Linked DNA regions of Homo sapiens: region 1 is linked to region 2. Evidence: chromatin loops called from intact Hi-C (ENCODE). Cell type or tissue: CD4-positive, alpha-beta T cell. All regions are shown on one strand. Links, peaks and the distances in the headings refer to the core of each region. The heading gives the core; the rest is flanking DNA. Region 1 has its middle 23 kb from the start of IATPR. Region 2 overlaps CCDC7 (coiled-coil domain containing 7).

Region 1 (12,043 bases), core at 2,085-10,084, 680 kb before region 2:
TGAGGTGAAGGGGAGGGGCTGGTGAGTTGTCCAATACCTCCACCCCTGCCTTTGAGCAATCCTGGGAGACACCAAGTGGAAGAGAAGCAAGCAGTCCCCACCAAGCCCTGCCCAAATTGCAAATTCATGGGGAAAACAGATGTTGTCACTGCTGTAATGCACCAAGTTTGGGGTGATTTGTTACACATCAATAAAGAACTGGAATGGGAATGTGGGTGGAAATGATCTTTGTCACTTCCAGTCCAGGCATTCAGGAACTGGGGATGCCTTCTCCACACCTTCTCCTTCTCCAAGGCCGTCGGACCACAAGATGAAAAGAACCAAGTATCCCAGCCAGGTGCAGTGGCTCACACCTATAACCCCAGCACTTTGGGAGGCCAAGGCAGGCAGATCACGAGGTCAGGAGATGGAGACCATCCTGGCTAACACAGTGAAACCACATCTCTACTAAAAATAAAAAAAATTAGCTGGGCGTGGTGTCACACGCCTGTAGTCCCAGCTATTCAGGAGGCTGAAGCAGGAGAATCACTTGAACCTGGGAGGAGGAGGCCAAGATCACGCCACTGCACTCCAGCCTGGACAACAGAACAAGACTCCATCTCAAAAAAAAAAAAAAAGAGAGAGAGAGAGAGAACCAGGTATCCTGATTGCTACACTGTGGCAAGTCTTGGCTCAACCAAAAATACCTGCATCAAACTGCTCAACAGCTAGAAATAAATTTCTTTTTTTTTTTTTTTGAGACGGAGTCTCGCTCTTTCGCCCAAGCCGGAGCACAGTGGCGCGATCTCAGCTCACTGCAAGCTCCGCCTCCCGGGTTCACACCATTCTCCTGCTTCAGCCTCCTGAGTAGCTAGGACTACAGGCACCCGCCACCGCGCCTGGCTAATTTTTTTTTGTATTTTTATTAGAGACGGGGTTTCACCGTGTTAGCCAGAATGGTCTCGATCTCCTGACCTCGTGATCCGCCTGCCTCAGCCTCCCAAAGTGCTGGGATTACAGGTGTGAGCCACAGCGCCCGGCCTAGAAATAAATTTCTAGTGTGTGAAGCCATTAAAATTTAACAGTTTATATTTTTATAGCATCTAAAATTACCCTAACTAATTCAATTCATTTTTTCTACTCTGTCCCAAACCTTCCACTTTCACCAGTATTTTCTTCTCTGTTCGTTTCCCAATTTTCTGATTAATATTAACCATTGTGTTTCTGTTCAATTAGCCTCACACCAAGAGATGAACAGTGTGTATTCTCAGAAGGACAACACTCACAAACTTTGAACCCCATTGGGTGGTGGTTAGTCTGAGGGTGAAGGAAGAGTAGGAACTCCCCCCAGCCTTTTTTTTTTTGAGACGGAGTTTCACTCTTGTCGCCTAGGCTGGAGTGCAGTGGTGCAGTCTCGGCTCACTGCAACCTCCACCTCCCAAGTTTAAGCAATTCTCCTATCTCAGCCACTCCCCCCAGTAGCTGGGATTACAGGTGCCCACCACAACGCCTGGCTATTTTTTGCACCTTTTAGTAGAGACGGGGTTTACCATGTTGGCCAGGCTGGTCTCGAACTCCTGACCCCAAGTGATCCGCCTGCCTCGGCCTCCCAAAGTGCTGGGATTACAGGCATGAGCCACCGCGCCCGGCCAGAAACTCCGCCTTCTTATCCCTCCTCCTCAACACCTCAGTGACAAGGGCAGCACTCATGAAAGACAAGAGGGAAGGAAGAAACATAAGTCAGCAGCCTGGATCTCTGCGCTTCACTCCAGAGGGGATCTCGTATAGTGAAGCTGGAGCATCATCAAGTGGACTTCTTGGGGTAGATCACGTTGATGTCCTGGCCATTTCGTAACCAATTTAGAGGGAGCAGACAGATATCTGACCCCCAGGGGCTCCAGTACCAGATGAAGGGCTAAGAAAATGAGAGTTTCAGGGGAGCACCTGCTCTTGGCCTCCTGTTTCCCAGTGCCCAGTCCCTTCCCCACAGCCCTGAGGGATCTGGGTCCAGAACTTGTCTCTTGAGCTCTCCATTGATAAGAATCTTCCCATCTCCCTGGTTCTGACGGGCCCCATGCCACCAAACCCTCCCGGCTAATAATGCCACATCTTATAGAGTCATTTCTGACTCCTGAGAACATGAAAGCAGAGCACACGAGCTCATGTTAACACATAAGTATGAGTCACTGCTGCAGGGGGTGGATGATGAACTTCTGTGGGTGGCTTTTCAGCATTTCAGGATTCTGAGAGATCCCTAAAAGGCCTTGCCCTCTGCCTAGTATTAAAATTCACTTTCTAACTGAAAACATACTTGGAAAAAATTGAGACAGTCTTCTGGGGAGCTCAGATTATGTTCATAATGCGCTGGCTGGGGAACCTTGGTGTGAACCGTGGTGTTCCAGGTAGTGATTTTTTGAATGTTCAGCATAAAGTATGAGTGCCCCCAACCCAGTCCTTGACCCATGCATCCCCTAACAGCAAGGAACCTGCCCCATGTCCACCCACAACTTCCTTTCTGATGGTATTACTTATACTCCACTACTTATAGTTGCCTCAAGCTTTCTTTGCTTAATTTTTAATTTTTTTTTTTTTTCCTGCAAGGCTGGATGGCAGCTTCCCAGTGAAAAATTGGGATCCAATTCAAGATGAAAAGACTTTACCAGTAAAGGGAAAAGTACAATAAAAATACCCCCTGGTTCATGTTTAATTTCTGAATTCCAATAAGAACTCATTTTATCAGTGGATTTAAAAATCTCCTGAACTCACAACTCGGGTGCAATCACAAACAAATGCAGGGCTGTGGGGTCTGCTGTGTAGCCAGCCCTGGAGCAGTAGAGAGTGAGTTCATGTGCCATTTCCCCCAAATGGGTTGTGGAAGAATTTTTTGGCTTTTTATGCTTCATCAGAGACCCCAGAGTAGAATTCAGCATTTCACAGTTCATTCCTGAGTTGAACAAGCCCATTTTCTATGGGGAACTCAAGAATGTTAGCAAGTTCCTCATCTTCACATGGTTTTGAGCGTGGTCTAATCCCTTATCTCTTCATGAGCTGTTTGGCTCATGCTGTTTTGATTTCACCGGAACGGCTGAGCCTTCAAGATCCCTGGCTCTGGCCTTGTCTCTTCAATGGGTCCCTTTGGGCCTCTGGGCTTAATGTCTTCAATGGAGATCTTGTGGGATATGGGATAATGTTTCCAAATTTGTTTTCCAGAGCCTCAGCCCCTGGGAGCAGCCTAGCCGGGGTTTTGTCAGTGTCCCCCAGCCCCTCCTTCCTTTCCTCTTTCTCCCCCTCCCATCCCTCTCCCTCCTCCATCAGCAGCTCCCTCCCTGTTGGCTTCATCACTCAAGGCTGATCTGGGAGAAGCCATAAGGGTGTTTGGTGGCTGGGCTCAGCTGGAGAGACTCAGAGGTGCCAAAAGCCAATTTCTAGTTTCCAACCTCTCCATCTTTCACTAGTTCTGAACAGATTTGGGGATTTTAAAGGCTTTCATCAATGCATAAAACCTCTTTTCACTCATCCGTGTCCCTGGAGATCTCCATTAAAGGGACAGCCACTCTCCACCCCATGAAAAGATTCTTTTTTTTTTTTTTTTTTTTTTGAGACAGAGTCTCGCTCTGTCGTCCAGGCTAGAGTGCAATGGCGCTATCTCGGCTCACTGCAACCTCTGCCTCCTGGGTTCAAGCAATCCTCTCACCTCAGCCTCCCGAGTAATTGGAATTACAGGAGGTTGCCACCATGCCTGGCTAATTTTTGTATTTTTTTAGTAGAGATGGGGTTTCACCAGGTTGGCCAGGCTGGTCTCGAACTCCTGACCTCAAGTGATCCGCCTGCCTCAGCATCCCAGATTGCTGGGATTACAGGCGTGAGCCACCATGCCTGGCCAAGACTTTTTTTCTTCTTATTAAGGGAGTCAGGACTGATGGTGCTACTGAGTGCACAGTGGCCTCAAGAAACCCCCAGGACTAGGTGAAACCATTACCCCCGTTGACTTGAAAAATCAGTGGGGATGGGAGGAGCTGTCTTCCAAGGTAGCCCCCCCTCCAGTGCTGGGCCCCTCATCTCCTACAGACCCAGGCTCTGTAACCACTGCTGGATTGCTGAGAAACTAAGAGCATCTGCCTGAGGAAAATAAGCTGAGATCCTTAACAAATCCAGATTCTCCGGCAAATCAGATGAAGAGGAATGTAAATGCAGGGTGAATTGCATTATGCTTTAGGCCAATACCACTCAGGGCCCAGGCACACAAGCTGTGTGATTAGATGAGGCCTTCAAGTTGCAATCAGGCTTCAAATCTGATGTTCCACTCTTCACATATAGGAGCTGATGGAGTCCTAGGGTCACAAAGGAAACAAAAGACAGAGCGTTCTAACGGCATATTTCACAGATGCAAACACTTACACCCAGAGTATAAGACATGCCCAAAGCCACGCTGGACTCATTATGCCCTCGATCCAGGAAGCATTTCTGGAATAGGTGCTGAGAGCCAGGAGGTGAGACCTCCCATAGGCACAGTCCCTGTCTTCAAGGAATTCCCAGTCCAATCAGGGACACGAGCTTGTAAACCTGGCATCTCCTATACCTGGCCCTCAGCCCAGATCTGAGTGAGAACCTCTGGGGCTGGACCTCAGGGCACACTTATTTAGACACTGCAGATGGTCCTGATGTGGGCTCCAGGCTGGGGACTCCTGTAGACACACAGAATGGGATAAGAGAACCAGAAGAAGCAGCTCACCGTACAGAGGGAAGAAGAGAAGAGTGGCGAGAACCCAGGGAGGGAAGTAATGAATGTATGCCTTCATTCCACACTTTTGTTTTGTTTTGTTTGAGACAGAGTCCAGGCCAGGCTAGAGTGCAGTGGTGCAATCTCGGCTCACTGCAATCTCCGCCTCCCTGGTTCAAGGGATTCTCCTGCCTTAGCCTCCCAAATAGCTGGGATTATAGGCACGCACCACCACACCTGGCTAATTTTTGTATTTTTAGTAGAGACGAGGTTTCACCATATTGGCCAGGCTGGTCTCAAACACCCAACCACAGGTGATCCACCCACCTCAGTCTCCCAAAGTGCTGGGATTACAAGCGTGAGCCACCGTTCCCACAGATGCTTATTGAGAGCCTGGAATGCCTCCTGGGTGCTGGGACTATGGCAGTGAGCAAAACAGATTTTAAAATCCCCATTCCTGTGGAGATGATGGGTCTTGATCTCTCCGTATATCTTCACGATTGGTGGAGAAGTAAAGGAAGAGAAGTGCTATGATTCGAATGTCTGTCCTGTCTGAACCCCATGTTGAAATTTGATCCCCAATGTGGCAGAGTTGAGAGGAGGGGCCTTTAAGAGGTAACTGGGTCATGAGGACTCTGCCCTCATCAGTGGATTAATCCATTCATGGATTAATAGGTTGACAGATTAGTAAATTATCATTGGAATGGAGCTGCTGGCTTTACAAGAAGAGGAAAAGGCCGGGGGCAGTGGCTCACACCTGTAATCCCAGCACTTTGGGAGGCTGAGGTGGGCAGATCATGAGGTCAGGAGATCGAGATCTTCCTGGCCAACATGGTGAAACCCCTTCTCTACTAAAATGGAAAAAAAAATTAGCCAGGCATGGTGGCGGGCGCCTATAGTCCCAGCTACTTGGGAGGCTGAGGCAGGGGAATCTCTTGAACCCAGGAGGCGGAGGTTGCAGTGAGCCGAGATTGCACCACTGCACTCCAGCCTGGCGATAGAGCGAGACTCCATCTAAAAAAACAAAAAAAAAGGAAAAGAGACCTGAGTCAGGACACTCAGACTCTCACCATGTGACACCCTGTGCCACCTCAGTCCCCACCAGCTATGACCCATCAATCTTGGACTTCTCAGACTCCCTAAGTGTAAAAAATACTTTTCCTTTCTTTACATATTACCCAGTTTCAGGTATTCTGTTACAAGCAACAGAAAATGGACTAAGACAGGAAAGGGTAACTAAAGGCAAGGAACAGCAGTGGAGTAAAATGAGAGAGGCAGAAGAGGTGGATGGAGAACGGCTTCACCGAGCACGGATGGAGGGGAGATGATGCATGAGGGGGGCATGACGAAGCTGGAGACGGGGGCTTGTGCTGAAGGTGCTGGAGAGAATATTGCCAAGAAGAGGAGGAAGAGCTGAAGGGACAGGGAGTTTAAGATGTGGGCTCCAAAACACGGTGTAGATGATGACAAGTTCCAGGTTGTGACCCTGGGATGCTGCGTTGGAGTGGAGGTCAAGCTCTGGGGGGGGCGGCAGCAGCTTTCAGACTGCGAAAGTCCATGACTTGCCCATCCACTGAAAAGGAAGTAACCGCCCCCTGCACAGCCTTGTTTTTGTGCCTTCTACCTACGTTACCAGCTGTGAAATAAAACTAACCGTTGTTACCACTTCAAGCACTTGGGGTTTGTTTTGTTTCTTTTTGAACTGAAGTAACCATGGGTACCTGGTAACCTTGGATAGATAAGTGTGTATCTGAGTTTCCCTCTGAAAACCAAGCTGTTGATGGATTTCCTTGACAGTGTATTCTTTCCTGTAACTAATATTAAATCTAAAAAAAAATGAAATTGCTGGAAAAGTACCCATTTATGTTATGCTTTATTCCTCTAGTTAACTGATAGGGTGATTTTTTTTTTTTGAAACAGAGTTTCGCTCTTGTTGCCCAGGCTGGAGTACAATGGCGCCATCTCAGCTCATCGCAACCTCTGCCTCACGGGTTCAAGCAATTCTCCTGACTCAGTGTCCTGAATAGCTGGGATTACAGGCATGCGCCACCATGCCCAGCTAATTTTGTATTTTTACTAGAGACTGGGTTTCTCCAGGTTGGTCAGGCTGGTCTCGAACTCCCAACCTCAGATGATTTGCCCATCTCGGCCTCCCAAAGTGCCGGGATTACAGGTGTGAGCCACCACGCCTGGCGGTGATTTTTTTTAATACAGGAATTTCAGGCTTGGTCTGGGGAAAATGTATAAACAAAAATTCCCTGAAATATGCAAGTTTACTATTATGATTTGCCCTGAAAATAATATGCTGATCAACTCTATGCTTTTTTTCATGTATATTTGTTAAATTCTGGTTCTTAATTACAGCTTTGCATCACAAACAATGGTTACGTAAGTGTTTTGTTGTGTTTTGCTTTGCTTTGCCTTATTTTACAAATTTGATTGTGGTTTCTGAAAAGCCTTGAATTATTTCAAGGAGTTATTTATTCGTGTAGATGAATATCTCTATCCAATAGACCTGGAAGCTGATACTAAAACGGCTGACCAAAAGATAGATGCATTTGTGACCCTTGTCTCCCCAGAAACTACTGGAAGGACCAAATTTATGATCACAACAACCTTTGGTGCTGGCCTTTGTGCAATTTCCTTGCTAGGGCTCTGTGGCCTCTCTCATAGCAACCTAGCTAAGGGGAGGGTCCCTATGTGTGTGGGCACCAGCACATAGCGGAATTGAGAGACTTGTGTTTGCATCTTGGGGCTGCCACTTTGTAAGTAGAAAGGCTTTGGTTTCCTCAATTTCACAATGAGATTAGAATATCCTTTTCCTCCCTCACTTCTCCAATAATCTGGATGCTATGCAAAGAGATCAAGTCCCATCACCTCCATCATAACAGGGACTTTTTATTTAAATTTGTGTTGTTCTCTACCATAGTCGCAGCACCCAGGAGAGTGATGGACACGGGAAAGGCTCTCCTAAACAGCTGCTGAATGAATGCATGCATTCATTACTTCACTCTTCTCTCCTTCCCTCTGCATGAGTGAGCGGCTCCTCCTCTTCTCCCACCCATACTGTGGACTTCCAGGACCTCCAATCCTGAGTGAGCATCAGGATGACTCAGGGTTGGGCTGAGGGCCGGGTCGGGGAGGAGCCAGGTTTACAAGCTCATGTCCCTGATTAGACTGGGAATTCCTTGAGGGCAGGGACTGAGTCTCTGGGAGTTCTCACCTCCTGGCTCCCAGCACCTGTTCCGTAAATGCAAAGTGTCGCCCAGAGAAAGTATGCACTCGGCATCTATGGGTCTACTCCTCAGACTGTCTGACTCTGAGACTTGTTAGATCTTGCAGTCCACAGAAGCACTTTACCCAGGTTCCTTCAAAACATCTCCTATCAAGGAGTTTCATCCGGGCTTCTGAGGACCTGGCTTGAGGGAAGGAAGGGGGAATTCCTGACTTCAACATTCCTCACTGCTCTGGACATAAGGGTTCACTTCTGGGGGCACAGGCACGCCCAGCCTCCCCTCTGCTGATGCAGAAAGTGGAGCCGTATTTCACGTTTTGTTCAGGCCCCTCACCCCCAGGGGCCCACAGCCTGGCAATCGATCCCAAAGCCTCTTGCACCGCTCCTCCTAGATGGCCCTAGGACCTCAAGTTTTGAGGGAACAAACATTCTGGTCCAGTACCCTAGAGAACCCGAGTCAATATGGTAGCATGTACGTGAGCCCAACTAATCCTGGGAAACAAAGTTCGTCCCTATGATGAGCATAATTTTCAGAAGGAAGATAGTATATTTTGTAGGAAAGAGCATGGGGTTTGGAGGCCTGGGACTTTGGTTTATGATCTTACAATCTGTCTCCTCTTGCTAGCTTTGTGACCTGTGGTGACTCACTTAGCTTCTCTCACTTATAGATCTGACATCTGCAAAGGAGCATATTAAGCATAGCCACCTCCAGAGTTTTTGTTAGATGAATCAGAGCACAGATCCGTCTCCCTGACTGGTTGCTAATTAATCTGTGTTGCTAATTAACCTTCCCTCCCCTGCAATCCACACCCCAAGCCCTTGGTCATATCACTGCATTGTCCAACAGAAAGGAAGTGTAAGAAATATGGATTCTTCTTTTAAAACCCTGATAAATTACTTAATGGAAGGTGGAGGAGGTTAGGTCTGTTTTGGGTTGAAATGGGTTTTCATGAGTGAGTTGCAGATCACTTAGTCCCCCATCCCTCCCTCAGTTTCCCCTGGAGAGGCTGCACTCCAAGCATATACCTGTCTCCTATCATGTGGAATCCAAGTCAGCTCTTCGTTTCACATCAGCAGGCTTTCTCTTCAAAACAACCCCACTTTGCTACTACATGACCCCCTCTTATACAGAGGAGTTTGCCACAAATTACTCATCAACATGGGTCTGGGCACATAATTGCTTCATCTCCCAGGCTTGGCACATCTGTGTAAATAGTTTTGATTAGTTTCAGTCTCACTTAATAGTAACAGTTGTGTGGGCCAAGGGAGGTTAGGCTTGATCTTAGACTAAACCAATTAGCAGCAAGGCTCCCACTCCCCCGTCTTTCTGCCCCACCCCTGCATCAATGCCTGCATTTGTAGCAGTGAACAATCTCTAAGGTGATTGTGCCAAGTTCTAAGCCGGGACTTTCAAAGACTTGCCTGGGTACTGCCGCCTCTGCACATAAACTTTGAGAGCACTGTCCAGTCTGGACTGAGCCTAGCTACCTCTGCTATAAGTCACCTTTAACGTAAGTTGCTCTTTTGGGGGCTTCCATAGTTTAAATATGTTGAAAGTTGGCCTCTAACGTGAGCTTCACCCAGTAGAGCCAAGTTGCATGGTTTATAAAAAATGTTATTTCAGTTATGTGATATCCTTTAAACACAGAAATGCACTGAAAATGGGCCAGGCATGGTGGCTTATGCCAGTAATCCCAGCACTTTGGGAGGTCAAGGCAGATGGATCACTTGAGATCAGGAGTTTGAGACCAGCCTGACCAACATGATAAAACCCCACCTCTACTAAAAATACAAAAATTAGCTGGGCGTGGTGGCAGGTGCCTGTAATCCCAGCTACTTGAGAGGCTGAGGCAGGAGAATCACTTGAACCTGGGAGGTGGAGGTTGTGGTGAGCCAAGATCATGTCACTGCACTTCAGCCTGGGTGACAGAGTGAGACTCCATATCAAAAAAAAAAAAAAAAAAAAGAAAAGAAAAGAAAAAAGAAACATACCGAATATGTAAAAGCTCCCAATTTTAGCTCAGTGGTTACTTGGCAGATATCAACCCAATGACCACAACCAAGGAGGATTGATTGATTGATTGATTATTTTAGATTCAGGAGGTACATATATTTGTTTGTTACATGGGTATATTACATACCAGTGGGGATTGGGCTTCCAGTGTCCCCAATATACCAGTAGTGAACATTGTACCCAACAGGTAAGTGCTCAACCCTTGTCCTTCTTCCATCCTCTCTGCTTTTGGAGCCCCCAGTGTCTATTATTTCCATCTTTATGATCATTCGTACCCATTGTTTAGTTCCCACTTATAAGTGAGAACACGCGGTATTTGGTTTTCTGTTTTTCAGTTAGTTCACTCAGGATGATGGCCTCCAGCTCCATCCACATTGCCGCAAGAATGGTATATATAAACCATGGAATACTACACAACCATAAAAAGAATGAAATCATTATTTTCATTAGTATTCCATGGTGTATATAGACCACATTTTCTTTATCCAGTCAACCACTGATGGGCACTCAGCTTGGTTCCGTGACTTTGCTATTGTGAATAGTGCTGCAATAAATAGGTATATTATTTATATGGTCTCTTTTCCTTTGGGTAGATACCCACTCATGCACTCATAGGATTGCTGGGTTGAGTAGAAGTTCTATTTTTAGTTCTTTGAAAACTCTCCATACTGTTTATCACAGAGTTGAGCTAATTTACATCCTCACCAACAAAGCGTAAGTGTTCCCTTCTCTCCACATCCATGCCAACATCTGCACAACCAAGGAGGATTTAGCAAGAGGATTTTATTCCTTGCAACTAGTAACAAGAACACCTGGGATAACTCCCAAAGCAGTGCCTCCTCGAGCTGGGGGCTAGGTCCGGTTTTATAAGGATAGGGTAATAAGGTGTGATCTGATTGGATTTCACAATGAAGTGATGTCAAAAGCCACGATCTGACTAGATCCTGCCATGAGGTGATGCCAGGGCTCGATCTGATTGGATCCTGATCCTGCCCTGCAGTGTCCGCTTCTTATTTCAGTCCCCACTCCTCAGTCCAAGCACTTAGGTTCCCCTGTGGTTGCATGCCTTGGCTCATCAGGGCATGCTCATGATCTTCAACCTGGGAGTCCCGGGCAACTGAAAAACAAATCACAACTTTGTTACATAAAAGTTGAACCAGATTGGTCTGGTGCAGCTACAGCACTGGCAATAGTGGAGCCATGGGCTGTGTGTCAGCTGGCAGATGAGCTGGCAGATGATCTGGAAATTAAGGTGGCTGTTTTGCCATCCCGTCTCTTTGAGCTGGTGGAGCCTCTAAGCTGGGACTCTGAGCAGAATCTAGAAATGACTGGTTATCTCCTGTTCACTGATACTCGTCGACTGGAAAATATTACTGGGTACTGAACTGGCACAACTCTGCCTTGAAATGACTCAACCTGCATGAGTGGGGTGAGTCATCGCCCTCTGCCACCTTACAGCACAGGCCCCACGTGTTGGTTTTTATTACCCTGCATAAGGTCCAGGCCTCATTCAAGTAGGACTCCAAGGCTGCCTGTCCTCACTTCCTCCATTAGGAAAGAGGTGACGAAGGTGGATAACAATTTTACCACCTGGGGATGTGGATTTCTGCCTTCTATTCGTCATTCCTGACATAGGTTTGGCAAGTCTGTGGGTGCCTTTGCTCCTTGCTCGCAGCTAGAACTGAGAATCCTAACAGCCAGAGAGGTTATTATTTTTCTTATGTTGTCACTAGATTCCAGCTCTGAAATTGCAGGTAATTATCTCTCAATGACCAGCATGCCATCTTTCTCCTCTCTATTTTACACCCAAGCAGGCAGGATGGTTGCTGTATGGTGCATTTTTATTTAATTAGCTAAAAGGCTTGGATCTGCTTCTGTTACCCATAAATTAATGCCCATTGCAGCATGCCATGTTTATTAGTCATGGTGTGGGATTAGATGTCAAGAACAAGAGCTTCATCTTCATCACTGGGCATTGTCCTGTCCAAAGAAAGCAAATGGTTGAAGAGACCAAAAACAATCTGGAAATCCTGTAAGTAGCATCACATAAGCAAAGCAAAGTAGGCTTTGGCAAAGGGAACACATTCAGTCCCCT
Region 2 (12,043 bases), core at 1,893-9,892:
AGATCAGAAGTATACTGTGCAGTGGGGATTCCTCCTGGTGATTATGAATGCACTGGTTGGGATTTCAGGCAAAATGGATATGATAGTAACCAACAATAAGGTGTAGACACAGAGAAAAGTGGACACATCTGACAGTTATTTAGAAAGTAAAACCCAGAGGACTTGTGGATAGATTAAATATCAGGAATAGATGGAAGTGAGTTGTCAGGAATGGTTTCCACATTTCACATTTACCCAATTTGATAAATAGTACTCATTCACTAAGATAGGGAACACTAGAAGAGATATGAGTTTAGGAGTAAAAATTCATATTTCTGACCCATTGCATCTGAGGTGGAATAGTCTAGTAAGTAATTATATACAAAGCCTGGAGTTCAGGGAAACATTTTGAGCAAGAGGTTTATGTTTCTAAATTACATGCATAAAGGTAATACTTGAATGGAAAAACTGGATGAGACTGCCTAGGGAGAAAGTTTGGAGTAAAAAGAAAAAAGGCATAGGATAAAACTTTGAGGTACTCCAACATTTACTGGTTGGGTTTAGGAGGGGACTCTAAAAAGAAGACAGCCAAAGAGGTAAAACAATAGCCAGGAAAATGTAATTCACAGAAGCCAAAGGACTAGTGTTTCAAAAATGAGGGCACGATCAATAATATTAACTATAGCTGAGGCAAAAAAAAAAAAAAAAGTCTGTTTAATTTAACAACATACAACTTACTGGGAACCATATGGAGAGAATGTTTTACTTGTTAGGGAGACAGAATTCAGTCTGGATAGATTGAGAAATGTTTGGGAAGTAAGAGCATAGTGTATAGTAAATGAATATAAAAATAAATGTGGCTCTGAATGGGTGACACATGCTCCATGGCTAAACTCTTAAGGGTTATTATAGGAAATCCATTAACAACTCTAACTGTTTTACTTAATAACCTTAGTTGTCTCTTACAAGGAAAGAGTGCCCAGATTAATCTTTTCACTAGGTGCCAGTTTATTCGTTGAATACTTTAAAAAAAAAAAAAACTAGTTTCATTGTTCAAAGACTGTCTACTCTATTTTTCTCCTACTCACTTATAAACCAGTTTTGCCTTTACACCCTGATAATAATCTAATGATTGTTTCCCTAATATGAGTAAATTTGCATACAAAATAATTTTTTTAAAAACAGGCTAATAAAGGACATGGAAATAGGCCTTTAGAGAGGAATGTGGATCAAATAAGAGATAGAAGAGCATATTTAAAAACTGAAAAGAAGGATAAATTGAATGAGAGAAACTGAATATACAAGAGAGAATAATTAATCAAAGTTCTTGAGAGGGCACGGCAGGGCACAGTGGCTCACGCCTGTAATCCCAGCACTTTGGGAGGCGGAGGCAAGGGAATTGCATGAATCCAGGAGTTCAAGACTAGCCTGGGCAACATGGCAAAACCCCATCTCTACTAAAAAAAATACCAATTAGCCAGGCATGGTGGCTCATGCCCGTGGTCCCAGCTACTTGAGAGGCTAAGGTTGGAGAATCACCTGAGCCCGGGAGGTCAAGGCTTCAGTGAGCCGAGATCAAATCACTGCAGTCCAGCCAGGGCAACCAGAATGAGATCAAGTTCTCAAAAACACAAACAAACAAACAAACAAACACAAAGTCTTGAGAAGGCAAGAGGATATGAAATCCAAAACAGAAGTGAAATAATTAGTCATATGTATAAGAAAGAACAATATATCTGTCTTAACAGGAAAAAAGAAAGAGAAAATGAGTACAGACGTTAATATTGTGTTAGGTAGCAGGAATTGAAGGAGTTCCAACCAACAGCTTGTATTTAGAGCATTCCAAGTGTTTGGTGGCCAGAGCAGTATTTAAAGTAATAATTGGAAAAACAGAAATTTACAGTTCAAGAATAAGTTGCCTAAATTAGTAATTTTTAAAAAGTAATTTAGTTAATGACAAGTTCCAGAGTGTGACTGGAAGTGGAGGCCAAGAGATCTTTGGAGATGAGGAAGTCAAGAAAGTGAGAAGCCAGGGTTTTGGATAGGTCATGTACATTGACAGGACTGAGTGCAAAAGAAGAGTAAAAGTAAACCCATTAATAAAATAATAAAAAGAGGTTGATGGATGAAAAGAAGATGACAAGATGAATTTCCAAAGTTGCAAAGAAGAACACATTTTAAAAGAGGGTAGAGGAATAGTAGACTTCACTCTACCCCTACTTCTCTGGAAGGATAATGACCTCTATGCCATAATCAAAGAATGACTAACACTTTTCCAATGTCAGTCAAATGTATCCTAAAGCAAACAGCATATAGACCATGAAAGTCTTCTGTTCTGGGACCAGAGATAAAAACAATGAGAAGATGCTAGGATATAGTCACAGTTCATGCATTTAAGGTTCTATCTATATTTATCCTTTAAATACCCCCAAATAAACTGGCCTCTTTTCTTTGAAAAGCCTGGGCTTCAAGAGTGTTTAATTGGACTGAACCATAAGTGTGACCAAATGAGAACTAAAATAATACTGTAAATCAGTAAAGCTACCCTGGAAATCATTCTAATATACTGACAGCATATATAAAGTATTTTCCAAAGTAGAATTAAAAGCCCCTAAGGACAGAGACCAGTAGTTCTCAAACTAATGGCAAAGTGCCTGAATCAAAAGTGTAAAAGAACATCATTAAAATAACATATTTCATCTATAGAAAATCAATACATAATTTTATGTCTACACATACATAATCATTTAGCATGATTTTTTAAAATATGGTAGAAATATTTAAAGTGAAAGGTTCTCTCATCACCCTTTTATGTAAATTGGAAAAAATAATAACTTAGTTTCCATTATTCAATTTTAGGAAAAAAAATGTGTCAGTCAAACTTGGAGTATACCAGATATATGCAGGGATATAGGGTGTAGGTCACTGAGAAATATTTTATCCCATCCACTTATTCCTTGTCTACCCAAACCAAAAGGTTACTTTATAACCAACAGTTATTCAAAAATGACTTATACATACTTAACTTATACATAATCCAAATTGCTTTTCAAATGAGTTAAAAAATATTAACTTAACAATTTTAAAACGTTAGACTTACTTCTTCCATCTGATTGACCTGCCACTGAAACCACTTTAAGAAAACAAAAGAGGGACAAAAAAAGAAATAGTGACTACTTAAATTGCACTGATGAAATAAATATCTATATAAATGTGTGTCTGTGTCTCTGAATCTTCATCCATCAAATATCAGCCCTGACCGAAACATCACTTGGGATTCAGAATGGGGCTAATGCACTATACAAATGAACATAAAATTCTTAAATATATAGAGCAGCAAGTATGGAATTCCTTCTACTCCCTTAAAATTTAGAAACCTCTTCTTCATTGGCATGTATTTCTGTGTTAAGTTTTAGTAGGCTTAAGCTGTAATATATTGAACGTACCTTAAAAAGAGATTCCAAAATCTGAAAAATAAAGTTTTAATTAACACATTTAAAATTAGAATGCTTCACAATGTATAATATAATATTTAGTTCAGTCTTTTGCAATTTTCAATCACAAAAATGTACTAAGTATTAAAATATAACTTTATAAATCTGTAGTTGAAACTTAAAATTTTTTATTTACAGACAGTGCTTTTAGTTCACCTTGCATAGACAACTTCTTTCTAGAATTTAAAAATAATTTTTCTTTTTATATATAAAAAGGGAGAAAGAGGGAAAGAGAGACAGAATCTCACTGTCACCCAGGCTTGAGTGCAGCGGTGCACTCATAGCTCACTATAACGTTGAACTCCTGGGCTCAAGTGATCCTCTTGCCTCAGCCTCCTGAGTAGCTAGGACTACATGGGCACACCCCCATGCCTGGCTAATTTTTAATTTTGTTTTTAATAGGGATGGAGTTTGGCCATGTTGCCCAGGCTGGTCTCGAACTCCTGGCCACAAGCAATCCTCCCATGTCAGTCTCCCAAAACACTGAGCATGAGCCATCATGCCTGGCCCTAATATATCTATATTAGGTGGCCCCCAAACAATTCCCAAATTTATTTCATATATTTTCTTAATATAGGTAAGGAGGCTGGGTGGGGTGGCTCATGCCTGTAATCCCAGCACTTTGGGAGGCCAAGGCAGGTGGATCACCTGAAGTCGAGAGTTCAAGACCAGCCTGACCAACATGGAGAAACCCCGTCTCTACTAAAAATACAAAAATTAGCCAGGTGTGGTGGTGCATGCCTGTAATCCCAGCTATTCAGGAGGCTGAGGCAGAAGAATCACTTGAACCCGGGAGGCGGAGGTTGCGGTGAGCCGAGATCACGCCATTGCACTCCAGCCTGGGCAACAAGAGCGAAACTCCATCTTAAAAAAAAAAATGTACATATGTGCATATATATATATGTATATATATATATATATATACATATATATATATATATATATACACACACACACACACACATATATGTAAGGAATAAAATTTAAATTCCTTTCAGAGGAGCATTATATTTTTTTCATACAGCAGCAAGTACAATAACAAAAAGCATCACCTTCCCAACACTATCTTCTCAATACAACTCTGTTCCTGCTAAACGGTCTAGAAAATCAAGATATAAAATATAATACTACTTAATATTTTTAATGAAAAATGCAAATTACTTGTTTGAGAAATTACAAGAGAAACTGACTAAATATACAAAAACCAATAGAAACTGAACTCCACATACACCTACAACCATTCTGTTTTTCACTTTCAGTACAGTATTCAATAAGTTTCATGAGCTATTCAACACTTCCTTATAAAATAGGTTTTGTGTTAGATGATTTTGCCCAACTGCAGGCTAATGTCCAGTGTTCTCAGCACATTTAAGGTAGGGTAGGCTAAGTTACAATGTTTGGTAGGTCAGGTGTATTAAATGCACTTTCACCATATGAAAAATTCAACTTATGATGGGTTTATCAGTATGTAACTCCCTCATAAGTTGAGGAGCATCCATACACAGTTCAAAATATCAGTATTTACCATTTAAATATCTAATGTTAAAGTGATTACATTTGCTACAAAAACAAAAACCCCACCCTATCAAATTGGGTAAAAGTTTTCAATTACATTATTAAAGTAAAATGTTACTACGTGCATTCAGGGAGTAACATAAGATTGAACAAAAATTAAACTAGATAAATTAAATTTATCTTCCGCAACACTAACTCTAGATCTGTGGTTCAAAAAGTAAGGAGCCACAGCAACAGCATCAGCACCACCTACAAGCATACTTATTAGTACTGAAAATTCTCAGGCCCCACGCTACCCTACTAAATCAGAAATTCTAGAAGTGGGACTAACAATTTGTGTTGTAACTAGACCTGCAGGTGATTGCTTTGCATGCTAAAGTCTGAGAATCACTAAGCTAAATAAGAAAGCATAAATCTACGCAAAAAGTGCTGAGATCCTTCAGAAAATATACCAAAGCAAATTAATGTCTGTGTCAGAAGAAAAATATTTTCAGCTACGTAAGTGTTTAGAAATAATGTCCACTAAAGCACATTATACCTAGGAATAACTAATTCTTTCCACTGTCAAGAAAGATTCCGGGGTTCTCAAAACTTCCCTTCCTGCACTGGAACCTGATGGGAAACTTTAGCGTATATCAATTCAACCACTCATTGTAGCCATAGTTCTACAATAATTTAAACCACTCCTAGTTTAACGAGAACAGTGCCTTTCTCAATTACTGAGGAAACCCACAGCATCAATTACTGATACTGCTAAATCTAGATCATTGTTGATAAAAATGAGTGAAAAATAAAAACTGATCCACTGTGAAATGCCTTTTTATTTTGTAATGATTTGTTTAATCATTTACTTACTGATAAGTAGACATTATCTATATAATCTAGATAATCCTTCATGTGATTAAATACACATATACGTCAGGTATACATGATCCAAATTTTGCCCCTGTTTGAAATTTCTCTTGCCCCTCTCTTTATGAATTATTTATATACAGAGCTTATAAATTTAATATAGGTGAATTTATCAATATTGCCTTTTATGATTTGTATTTGTTTTGTGATTGTTTCTTGCTCCAGGTCATATACTTACATCATCAGTATCATATTTGATCATATATCAAATTAGTTTTTTCCTTTATAAATAACCAGTTGTCCCAAAGCCATTTATTATACTGCTGGCTCTGTCATCAACAAAATTTTCCATATATAAAAGGGTCAATATCTGAGACTTTGTTCAATTTCATCAGTTCATCCAGGCTTGCACCAAAAGCACATAATCATAATTGATATAGCTGCATAATGAATCTTGATATCTGTTAGGGTAGGTCCTTTGGCCTTGTTCATTTTCTTCAGGACTCACTTGGTTATTCTTGGTCTACTGAAATGCTATACATATAAAATTCAAAGTCAATTGTAAATTTGTATCAAGGAAAAAAACTATTAGGGTATTTGAAGAGTGCTAACAGCAAAAAAAAAAAAAAAAAAAAAAAAAAATGTGCAGCAGGGAAGTCCAAAGGCTTATGCTCCAATTTTGTTAGAACTCTGAAAAACAGTTAAAGATTTAAAGCAACCAAGCAATGCCACATCAATAAAATGTGGCTTGAACACCACAAGAGAACTGTGTGGTATTTTAACTCGGTCTTGCCCCACCCCTTCCTTGAGCACAGTAGCAGTCTTAAAAACAGCAACCCTCATTTTGAGTGGTTCTGGAGAGAGCATAGCAGACATATTCCCAAGAAATTGTGTTACTGTTTTGAGCTCTCTAGAGGTTCCCACTTTTGAGCTCTCTAGAGGTTCCCACTTTTGAGCTCTCTAGAGGTTCACACTAAACTGAGTTAGTTTCACCTAACTCAGAACTCTCCTAGGGAAGAAAAGCAACTAAGTGGAGGGCCTCAAAAGTGTCCCTGTTTGCAGACAACATGATTATATACATATCATATACATAGAAGACTCCACCCAAAAACTTCTTAGAATTAATGAATAAATTCAGTAAAGCTGCAAAATATAAAATCAACATATAAAAATCAGTGGCATGTTTATATACTAGCTGAAAAAAAGAAATCAAGAGACCAATCCCATTTATAATAGCTACAAAATAATATATAAGATACCTAGAAATAAATTTAACCAAGGAGGTGAAAGGTCTCTACAATGAAAATTATAAAATACTGATGAAAGAAATTAAAGAAGACACACACAAAAAAACAAAAGACATCCTATGTTTGTGGATTAGAAGAATTAATATTAATACTGGGCTTAAGCCCAGTATCATTTTGACAGGGATTTCACTGAATCTGCAGATAGCTTTGAGTAGTATGGTCATTTTAACAATATTAATTATTAATACCATGACATTCTTTACAGAAATAGAAAACAAATCCTAAAAATTCATGTGGAACCACAAAAGACCCTAAGTAGCCAAAGCAATCCTAAGCAAAAAGAAGAAAGCTGGAGGCAACACACTATCTGACTTCAAAATATACTACAAAGTTAGCCAGGCATCATGGTTCATGCCTGTAATCCCAGCAGCTTGGGAAGCTGAGGCAAGAGGATCCCTCAAGCCCAGGAGTTCGAGGCTGCAGTGAGCTATGATTGTGCCACTGCACTCCAGCCTGGCCAACAAAGTGAGACCTTGTCTCTTTAAAAAAAAAAAAAAAAGCACACACACACACACACACACATGCAAACACACACACAACATACTCTTCAAAGCTATAGTAGCCACAACAGCATGGTACTGGCACAAAAACAGACACACAGACCAATGGAACCCAATAGAGAACCCAAAAAATAAATCCACTTATTTATAGCCAACAAATTTTCAACAAAAGCACCAAGAACATTGGGAAAAAGACAGTCTTTTCAATAAATGGTGCTGGGAAAACTGGATATCCATAGGCAGAAGAATGAAACTAGACCCCAAAATCTCACCATATGCAAAAATCAGCTCAAAAACAGCTTAAAGCCTTTAATGTAAAACCCAAAACTATGAAACTACTGGAAGGAAACATAGAGGAAATGCTTCAGGACATTGGTCTGAGAAAATATTTTATGCATAGGACCTCAAAAGCATAGGCAACACAAGCAAAAACAGACAAGTGGTATTATATCAAACTAAAAAGCTTCTGCACAGCAAAGGAAACAACCAACAGAGTGAAAAGACAATCTTCAGAATGAAAAAAGATATTTGCAAAAAAAAATTCATCTAACAAGTGATTAATATTCAAAATATATAAGGAACTCAGACAACTCAATGGCAAAAAAAAACTGATTTTAAAATAGGTAAATGGCTTGAATATTTCTCAAAAGAAAGATACACAAATGGCTAAAAAGTATATGAAAAAAATGCTCATCATCACTAATCATCAGGGAAATGTAAATCAAAACCACAATGAGATATCATCTCACCTCAGTTAGAATGGCTATTATCAAAAAGAAAAAAGATAATAAATACTGACAAGGATGCAGAGAAAAGGGAACATATATACACTTTTGGTGGAAATTTAAACTAGTAGAATGATAATGAAAAATAGCATGGAGTCTCCTCAAAAAACTACCAATAGAACTACCATATGATCCAGCAATTCCACTACTGGGTGTATATCCACAGGAAAGGAAATCAGTACACTGAAGAGACATCTGTACTTCCATGTTTATTGCAGCACTAAACTGCAATCGCCAATATATATAATCAACCTAAATGTCCATCAATAGACAAATGAATAAAGAAAATGTGGCATATAGGGGGAATGGACTACTATTCAGCCACTTTCAGTTCCAAAAAAGATTTCACTCTTAATTCCAAAAAAGAATTAAATCCTGTCATTCACAGCAACATGGAAAGCCCTATAGGATATTATATGAAGAGAAATAAGTCAGGAACAGAAAGATAAATATTTCATGTTCTTGCCAATATGCAAATGCTAAAACAAGCTGATCTCATAGAAGCAGAGAGTAGAATCATGATTACTAGAGGTTGGAAAGGGTAGGGGTGAGGGAGGATAGGGAGAGGTTGGTTAAACGATAAAAAATTACAGCTAGATAGGAGAAATAAGTTATAGTGTTCTACAGCACTATAGGGTGACCACAGCTAACAACGGTTTATTATATATATATATATTTTATATATTTTGAATGTTCCCACCACAAGGAAATGCTAGGTGTTTGACGTGATGAATATGCTAATTACTCTGATTTGACCACTACCCATTGTATGTATCAAAATATCGCTATGTACCCCATAAATATGTATAATTATTACATGCCAATTTAAATACTATTGCCAGAAAAAGCAATAAATTAAGTGTATTCTATTATATGAAAAAAAAGACAATTGCAACAATTCCACTGTAGTCTTACATTTTACTCATAGCTAATTGATAAGGCTTATGGTACTAAACCATGATTGTGTGGTCATTCTCTGTAATGGCCAATCATTCTCTCTTTGATGCTGATTGCCACAACCTTACTATTTATTAACTACCTTGTAACTACTTACATGCTCTTAATGAGGGAATATGGCAGATTCATTAAGATTCACACAACTATTGAAGAATTAATTCAAAGTTCATGTCTTATTTGTGGTGGTTCAGTGGCATAATCTTTGCATTTGGGCATAGTAAAAACCCTTGATGATGATTAAAAAAAAAGAATAAAAAATAAATAAATAATGTTTTCCAATGCCATTTATAATTTCTTAAGACACTGAATCTAGATTAATGTTGGCTGACTGGATAGCAGATTCAATTTTCAACAACCAGTACAAGTTTGATATTTTATACTTGACAGTATATACAGAATACATACATTTTGTTCTTCTTTAAGTGCTTCTTCTAGCTGAGCTGCAAATTGCGAACAATATGTCAAGAATGAATTCATATCATCCCCAACCTTTTGAAAAGAATAATAAAACATAAAGTTACATTTAAGAATCCATATGCATGTCTGTCTTTTTCTAGCATATTTACTTTTTGAAAAATTTTAATTTTGTGTAATTTATGTCCCTTCAAACATTTACAGCAAGAAGCCATGCTTCAAATGCCATACTAGCAAATTCTCCCAAAGAAAAAATATGAAAGAAAGTACACTTTGGGAAGTGGCCCATCAGTGACATATACCCAGCCATGTCTCTCCTCTCATTCATCTCTACACAGTTCCAGAAAATCCAGCATCCCAGCCTCATAGTACTGAAATTTCTGGGTGGCCCAATAAAAGGTAATCATTACCATAAAAAAAAAAATCTCTTGGTGTTAGAAAATGACTACTACCTATGATACCTAACTGTATAATTGCCATGAACTGCAGTCTTCTGCTCTCACCTAATGGGCAATACACAACTTTGAGGAAAAAATAGTTACAGCTTAAATGTCATAACGATCAAATCCCTTCTAGTAAAGCAGTGATTCGTAAATCAGAGAATTGACTCATGATAAACAAATATTACAGGCTTATATACAGTTAGGATTTTCATAGAGTGGTTCTCCATGAAGAATATATTCCCTGAGCATTACATTTAAAGATACTGAGCCAGGCGCGGTGGCTCACACCTGTAATCCTAGCACTTTGGGAGGCTGAGGCAGTTGGATCACTTGAGGTCAGGAGTTCAAGACCAGCCTGGCCAGCATGGCAAAATCCCGTCTCTACTAAAAAGACAAAAAAATTAGCTGGGCGAGGCGCCGCACACCGGTAATCCCAGCTACGTGGGTGGCTGAGGCACGAAAAGCGCTTGAATCCAGGAGGCAGCAGTTCCAGTGAGCCAAGATCACACCACTGCACTCCAGCCTAGGTGACACAGCGAGACTCTGTCTCAAAAAAATAAAAATAAAATAAAATAAATAAATAAATAAATAAATAAATAAATATGCTGAGAGGCTCACATACTTCTTGTCACAATAAAGACCTATAATCATATAGGAGACGGGGAAAAAAAACTAAATCATCCAGCAGAGAGGAAAATGAACAGATTAGTGTTACTAATCACAAATATAAAGAGAAACTATTAGCCTACTTCTTCCACCCACATTCAGGTGCCACAAATATAGAGAAGATAGAGAAATACAGAGAAGATAGAAATTGATTTGACCAAGTTTATAATGTAACCAAATGAGACCAATAAAGCAGAACAGGGCAAGAGAGTTAAGTACGTGTGAAAGGGAGTGATGATAATAGTGGACCATGCTATTTAAGCTGGGTAAGTAAGGGCACAAGGAGGATTTCGGACACTAAAAAGGCAGCAAGACCAATGGATTATGTTTCCCTGTGAAATCAAAGGATTTTTGGAGACAGAATATTGGACAGACTGAGTGGGAAAGACAGGAGGTGGTGGCCACAGATTAGGATGACTGAAATTCAAATTATGAAACAGTTATGGTAAGGACTACAGGATATCACTTTGTCCATTAGTGGTTGATGTGAAATAAAATACAAGATCATTGGAGGAAAGAAATTCAGTAAAATAAAGGGGATATCCGAAGGGCTGATTTCTTCAATTTTGTCAGTATTGGAGACCACAGGAAAGTGAACTTAATTTCATTTTATTTTATTTTTTTGGTGGTTTTTTTTTTAACTTTTGTTTTAGATTTAGTGGGTACATGTGCAGGTTTGTTACCTGGATATACTGCGTGATGCTGAGGTTTGGGGTACCAATGATCCCGTCACCCAAGTACTGAGCACAGTACCCGATAGCTAGTTTTTCAACCCTTACCCCGCCTCCCTCCCACCTCTAGTCATCCCAGTTTCTATTGGACTTCAATTTCAGATTTTAGTTTTGGTTCTTTGATTCATTCCTGGCAGGGCTTCAAAACATAATAACCACAAGGTCATGCAGGATAAGGATTGTGATTACATAGTCCTTTTAATAGTTGGGTAATCACCACCACAATAAAAATATAAAACATTTCCATCATTTCAAAAAGCTTCACTGTACTCCTTTGCAGTCAATTCTCCCCTCCTACCTTAGCTCAAGACAAACACTGGTCCTTTACTACAGTTTTCCCTTTCCCAGAATTTCATATAAATAGAATCATATGATATGTAGCCTTATTTATTTAGCTTCC

What was found. A loop is a pair of places that touch in the nucleus more often than their neighbours do. Peaks named below come from ENCODE experiments on the same cell type or tissue, not always from the same donor. Only the 100,000 strongest peaks of a DNase experiment are listed, where the experiment ranks them.
Region 1: it touches region 2 in a loop (16-fold over the local background); 7 of 110 quality-filtered maps call a loop at or near these places.

The regions. Positions count from the first base shown.
Region 1 is chr10:33,133,590-33,145,632 of GRCh38, reverse strand. No RefSeq gene overlaps it. Among named protein-coding and RNA genes, the nearest start is that of IATPR, 23 kb to the right of the region's middle. RefSeq lists an enhancer at 10,667-11,866. In CD4-positive, alpha-beta T cell, for the core only: no CTCF peak of the experiment used is centred there; DNase peaks (open chromatin) are centred at 2,142, 6,362, 8,592, 9,182 and 1 weaker place; H3K4me3 peaks cover 1,994 bases; H3K27ac peaks cover 4,293 bases.
Region 2 is chr10:32,454,086-32,466,128 of GRCh38, reverse strand. CCDC7 (coiled-coil domain containing 7) reads right to left here. Exons shown (of 44, transcript NM_001395015.1): 4 at 9,795-9,878; 5 at 3,426-3,446; 6 at 3,080-3,112. Among named protein-coding and RNA genes, the nearest start is that of CCDC7, 14 kb to the right of the region's middle. In CD4-positive, alpha-beta T cell, for the core only: no CTCF peak of the experiment used is centred there; a DNase peak (open chromatin) is centred at 6,608; H3K4me3 peaks cover 602 bases; H3K27ac peaks cover 1,356 bases.